Linked DNA regions of Homo sapiens: region 2 is linked to region 1. A link is a contact called in ENCODE Hi-C or POLR2A ChIA-PET data. All regions are on one chromosome and are shown on one strand. The core of a region is the stretch at or near the end of the contact, and the rest is flanking DNA. Distances in the headings are between cores, read along the strand shown.

Evidence for each region. A loop is a pair of places that touch in the nucleus more often than their neighbours do. ChIA-PET counts read pairs that join two places held with the same protein, here RNA polymerase II (POLR2A). Pooled maps may share reads with other maps.
Region 2: a loop to region 1 is called in a map of CD4-positive, alpha-beta T cell, with 4 times the contacts of the local background. The contact joins two enhancer-like sites. A Hi-C loop is called at or near these places in 5 of 168 maps with a recorded cell type or tissue (CD4-positive, alpha-beta T cell, CD4-positive, alpha-beta memory T cell, CD8-positive, alpha-beta T cell and 1 more) and 8 of 50 pooled maps. POLR2A ChIA-PET finds 5 or more read pairs at or near these places in 4 of 52 experiments (AG04449, activated CD4-positive, alpha-beta T cell, activated CD8-positive, alpha-beta memory T cell and 1 more).

The regions. Positions count from the first base shown.
Region 1 is chr2:237,431,579-237,434,278 of GRCh38, reverse strand. No RefSeq gene overlaps it. Among named protein-coding and RNA genes, the nearest start is that of COL6A3, 19 kb to the right of the region's middle. RefSeq lists an enhancer at 864-1,370. Within about 2 kb of position 1,363, at least 9 of the 41 ENCODE cell types and tissues checked have a DNase peak (open chromatin) inside an H3K27ac peak, as active enhancers do; they include CD4-positive, alpha-beta T cell and CD8-positive, alpha-beta T cell, where a contact is called at or near this core.
Region 2 is chr2:237,673,580-237,676,279 of GRCh38, reverse strand. All of the region lies in intron 1 of LRRFIP1 (LRR binding FLII interacting protein 1), which reads right to left. Among named protein-coding and RNA genes, the nearest start is that of LRRFIP1, 47 kb to the right of the region's middle. RefSeq lists enhancers at 964-1,103, 660-1,206, 1,160-1,454, 2,575-2,700. Within about 2 kb of position 1,344, at least 34 of the 41 ENCODE cell types and tissues checked have a DNase peak (open chromatin) inside an H3K27ac peak, as active enhancers do; they include CD4-positive, alpha-beta T cell and CD8-positive, alpha-beta T cell, where a contact is called at or near this core.

The DNA.
Region 1 (2,700 bases), core at 114-2,613:
GTGACTGATCAAGGGATATGGATGCTGTGGGAGAAGCTAGCACAGGAGGGAGGGGAGCGGGAGAGGTCGGGGAGGAAGTGGGGCAAGGGGTGTGCAGGGGAAGTGCAGCCGAGCCGGCTCTCATGTTGCTCAGGGGCATTCATTAGATTTGCCCTGTAGTGCTTGGCAGCCTTCCCTTTGCCAGTCTTTGGCTTTGGGCCTTCTCTGGAGGGAGACATAGTTCTTGGGACCTCTGGGGAGGGGCCGCTGTTGCTTAGGGATGATTCTCCAGGGAAGGCTACCTGTGCGAGCGCTTAGCAGCACCTGCAGCAGCTGGGAGATGGGCTCTCCCGTGGACAATGAATCCTAGGGGCTGGAGGGGGAGTAGCCAATGATGTGGCCATCACCCATCACAGCCCTCATCCTTAGCCATGATACAGAGTGCAGAGCTGTAAGCCATCCGGGCAGCTCAGCCTGGCCCAGACAATTCTGGAAAGGGAAGGTTCCTGGGCTTTTTTCTCCTGTGCTCCGGGATCTCCACTGTGGTTGCCATCAATAGACATGATTACCAGGCACCTCTCTCTGGCGGCACCTGGATGGGCTTCCTTCCTTGGGAGTCTGAAGGTGGCAAAAGGGTGCAGAGGATGTCCTGAGAGTGCAAAGTCCTTCCCCTGCACTAAGAGTCACACGCAGCCATCTGTGTTCTGTACCTTCTGTACCTTTAGCCCATGGCACAGTCTGGCACATGGTAGCTCTCAGGGACAGCTTAGTGGCATGAATGAATGAGTAAAGCAATGATGCCATCAACCTTATTGCCACCAAGTTCCCGGCCATGCTGCTGTCCAGAAAGCCTATTGGGCAAACTTGAGGCCTTGTTATCTTCTCCTTCACTGTCTTTCTAAGAAACAGGCTTGCAGCCCACTCGCCACCCCTCCCAGAGTTTAGTTGGCAGATTTGATGCAGGTCTTGGGTGTCTGAGAAAGTGATCATGTGTGTTTCCTGGGGACGCAGACTGCCAACGTGCAGGTGAGAAGCTACGGGGCAGTTCTCCAATGCTCAGTGACCCCGCTCGGGGCTGGAGAGGTGAGTTGAGGAGACAGCGAGGTAGGGATGCTCATGCATGGTTACGGTTACTGTTTACAGCTTCTCGGCCATTCGTGGCTGCAGCCAGTGGAAAAAGGACTTCACCATTGCTTATAAACCATGAATCAGTGTCCGCCTTTGCTAACGGCTTCCTTGGTGAGTATCTCATTCACTTTGCCCCTGAGGGAGGATGGGGGGTAGCTGGAACAATGTGCGTCTGTGCCATTTCCTGTGAATGGCTGCCTGGCAGTCGTCTGCTCATCAACCCCAACGCAGTGCTCCGACCCCTCCCGGTCTGTGGCCGAGGTGGGCGGGCGGGAGGTGAGCCTGGCTCCTCTGCTGGCCTGCCTCCCCACTTACTCACTACCATGTCATCTACCCAGGCCTGTCCCCGCCCACTTGCCGATGGCATCCCGGACCTGGGACAGCCTGGCAGGGAGCCCATGTTCCTGTTCCTCCCTTCCCTTCCCCAGAACCTTCTTTATCTACCCCAGAGAGCCAGCATTCCTTCCTGCAGGGGCTCATCCTCCTGCAGTGCTGTGGTCAGCAGTGGGCTGGACACAGAGAGGTGAAAGCTCATGTCCTGTCTGCGAGAGGTGCATGGTCTTATCACAGTGTGCACAAGTGATGACACGGAGGTCGGGTACACTCCTGCTGGCAGCCCTGTTGCAGGAGGGCATCACTCTGTCTGGGTTGCCAAGGACGGCTGCACAGCAGAAGTGATTGTTAAGTGTCTGGGTGGAGAAGAGGGAGAGGATGTTCCAGGCAAAGAGAACAGTATGAATGGCTGTGAAGTTCCAAGGCTCTTTATTTGTTACATGTGCTAAAACATTCTGTGGCCTTTAATCTCTTCTACTTACTCCTCTCAACCAATCTCCATGATAACCCTGGGAGGCCGGAAAGATGAGGGCATTATTGTCATTTCACCACAGAGAAATTGGAGGTCAGATGGAGTAGCCAACAATCCACATCCTCTCCTTCAGACCAGTGACAGCCCCCAGCCTGCAGCCTGCCCCCCACTTCTCCATTGCTGGGTCAATGCACAAGATGCATGATTTCATTTCATCCTATTTCACTTCATCTCATCTCACTGTATTCCGCTTGCCTCCTGCTCCCCAGCTCTAGGCAACTACTGACCTTTCTGTCTTTACAGGTTTGGTTATTCAAACATTGCATAGGAATGGAATCATAGAACACATGATATTTTGTGACTGCCTTCTTTCACTTGGCGTAATGTTTCTGAGGTTCATCCACGTTGTAGCGTGTATCAATACTTCATTCTTTTTAATAGATGATTAATATTCCATTGCATGGATGTAATACATTTTGATCATTCATCACTTGATGGACATTTGGGTTGTTTCTACTTTTTGCCTATTAGGAATAATGCTACTAAAATAAACATTTTTTTTGTTTTGCTTTTGTGTGAACATTTGTTTTCAATCCTTTTGAGTGTATAGCTAGGGGTGGAATTGCTGGGTCATAGGATAACTCTATGTTGATCCTTTGGAGGAACTGCCAGAAAGTTTTTTTTTTTTGAGGTGGCTGCACCATTTTACATTCCCACCAGCAGTGTGTGGGAGTTCCAGTTTCTCTGTATTCTCATTAATACTTGTTATCTAAGTCATCCTAGTGAAT
Region 2 (2,700 bases), core at 95-2,594, 240 kb before region 1:
ATTTAAACTATGTACCTTGAACTTTTATTGGAAAAGCGAAGCTCAGTAGTAAAAATTTACGTTAATCAAATTCATGGAGACAGAAAGTTGCATGGGAGTTGCCAAGGGCTGGGGAAAGCAATGCCCACTCCACCTTCAGCTCTGTGAATTTGGGGAGTCAGTGTTTAATGTGTACAGAATTTCAGTTTGGGAAGATGAAAAAGTTTTGGAAGTGGATGATGGTGATGGCTACACACTAGCGCACTTAAAACCACTGAACTTTACACCTAAAAATGGTTAAAATGGTAAATCTTAGAAATATTTTATCACAATAAAATTATGGTCAAAGTTTTACATTATAAGAAAAGGGCCAGGTCAACCTACTGCTTTACAGCATCCTGTCCAGCTATAAAAATAGTGTTTAAGACAAGTATGAAGTAGAATTGGAAATGCTTATGACAAAGATTATGACAATTATATCTCTGCAAAAATAAACAACACCTAAGGCCCTAAGGAAATACATCAAAATGGAGCCATGGGTGTTTTTATGTCACAAGGAAGATAGAGATATTTTTTTCTTTACTTTTCTTTTCCAGTGTTCTTTTTTCTTCCATGAGCAGGTACTACTTTTAAAGGGGGAAAATAACAAAGTTCATTTCCTTCCATAACTTCATTCGAAAAGAAAGGGAGGAAGAACAGAAAGAAAACCCTTTATGTTTTGTGTTCCTAGAGGCATTTAAACCCAGCCCAGGAAACGGCAATTAATCAGGCTGGCAACTGCTCTCAGCTCTCTGTTTTTTGGTATAGTGGATCCCCCTGGCAGGCTGGTGAAGCCTGTGGAGCATTCTTGGAATAATATTTTTAAACGCATGTAACGAAACATAGGGTTACGAAGGAAACTGATTATTCTGAAACACATTGTCAAAAAATATTTTTAAATCCTGATATAGTGTATCAATCAGAGCCAAGTCAGGAGAAAAAGAAATTACAGCAGTGATTTCAATAGAAGCAATACAGGCAGCCCCTAAACAGGTGTTGCTTGGCCGAAAAAGCAAAGGAGGCCTCATACCACAGAGGCGTCATCTCAGGAACAGCTAGGGCTGGAGACAAAGACCGGGGTGATGGTCCCAGAAGGCTTGGAGTGGGGACCCGGACCTCAGAGCGGGGGCTCAGGAGGGACTGGTGAGGGTGGTGTCTGGGCGTGTGAAAAACACTAGAAACAGAACCAACAACTGCAGCCAGGGTGAAATCCCGTTGCTGGGGTGACGCTCACAGAAACAGGAAGCAGGCAGGAAGCAGCGTGCTCCGGGCTCCCTCCTCCCACTGCCCAGGCTCTCTCTGGGGGCAGGGCCCGATAGGGCACAGCTCTGGCCCTGCAGCAAGGAAGGGAGGGTTTGCAGTGGAGAGGCAACAGTTCAACAGCCAGCACGTGCGTGCACGTCCTTATTCCACCAAATACTGACAGTGATGCATGAAACCATTTCCCCAGCTCTCAGCAACAACCCGAAAGTGACGGAGAAATACCTGTGGTTTCTATTGGTGCTGAGGTCACACTTCTAATACTACCGAAGGTTTTTGCCCGCATTCATAATGGAAGGTAATGCTACCCTTTTATTCCTATTCAGTTTCGGGGATCTCTGGAAATCTATCCAAAGGCCCCTGGGGGAATTCTTGGACCCAAGGTTAAGAATCCCTCTGGGCCTTTCAAGGTGTCAAATGCAGTTCTTTTGTCTTCCTTAATTTTTGCTTTTGAAAGTCACATAATTGACCATTGATACCAGGGTTTTAAAACAGGTTTTTAAAGCAAAAATAATAAGAGGACAAACACATGCCATTCTGCACAGCTCTCATTTAACTAACACTGATGGCCACTCCTGCAGATAGCAAACAGTCACTTTTGCAGTGTATCACATTTTGCCTATTTCTGAATGCCACAGAAAAGAAGGAAAATGCACAACTGCCCTTGCGTCCTTGCCCCTGCTCATCTGCGGGCGCAGGCTAGGATTCTGGGGGGCTGCAGAGCTCTTTCCTGTAATACCCCACCACCCACTTTGACCACGACCTAGATGTTGATGGGCACCCAGTTCATATTTCCAATCCTGACTCCTCCAAGCCTCAGCCCCTGCCGTCTGGACACCTCTTCCTGGAAGCCCCAAAGGCACCTCAAATGTGACAGATCCAAAGCAGAATTCCTGCTGCCCCCTGAGTCCCTTCCCTGCATTTCCTTCCCGCGGGGGCAGCAGCAGTGCCTCCTAGCAGGCTTCACTTGAAGTCCCTGTGCCCAGACTCATGTGTAAAGGAGAGACAATAATAGTGACAACTTCATAGGGGTGGTTGTTGTGAGGATGAAACGAGACAATAGACAGTGTTTGTAGACGCGCTCTGCACAGAGCCTTAGTGTCAGGAAACGCCCACCACTCACTGCCAGCTGCTGGCGCTCCTGAGACAGCCTCCGCCCACCTCTCCGCCCGTCATCGAGTCAGCTTCCTCTCTTAATGCCACTCCGTGCCCTCCCACAGCTGCTGTCTTAGAGCAGGCCTCAGCATGTCTCCTCAGAATGATCTGAATTGTCCCCAAACGGTACCCTCCCCGCCACTGCTGCCAATGTGACTTCCTTCATTCACACATTGATTCATTCCATCCACAAACACGGACCCAGGGCCTCCGCCGTGCCAGATACCACGCCAGCTACAGACAGAACGACCGACCGGGGGCAGCCGC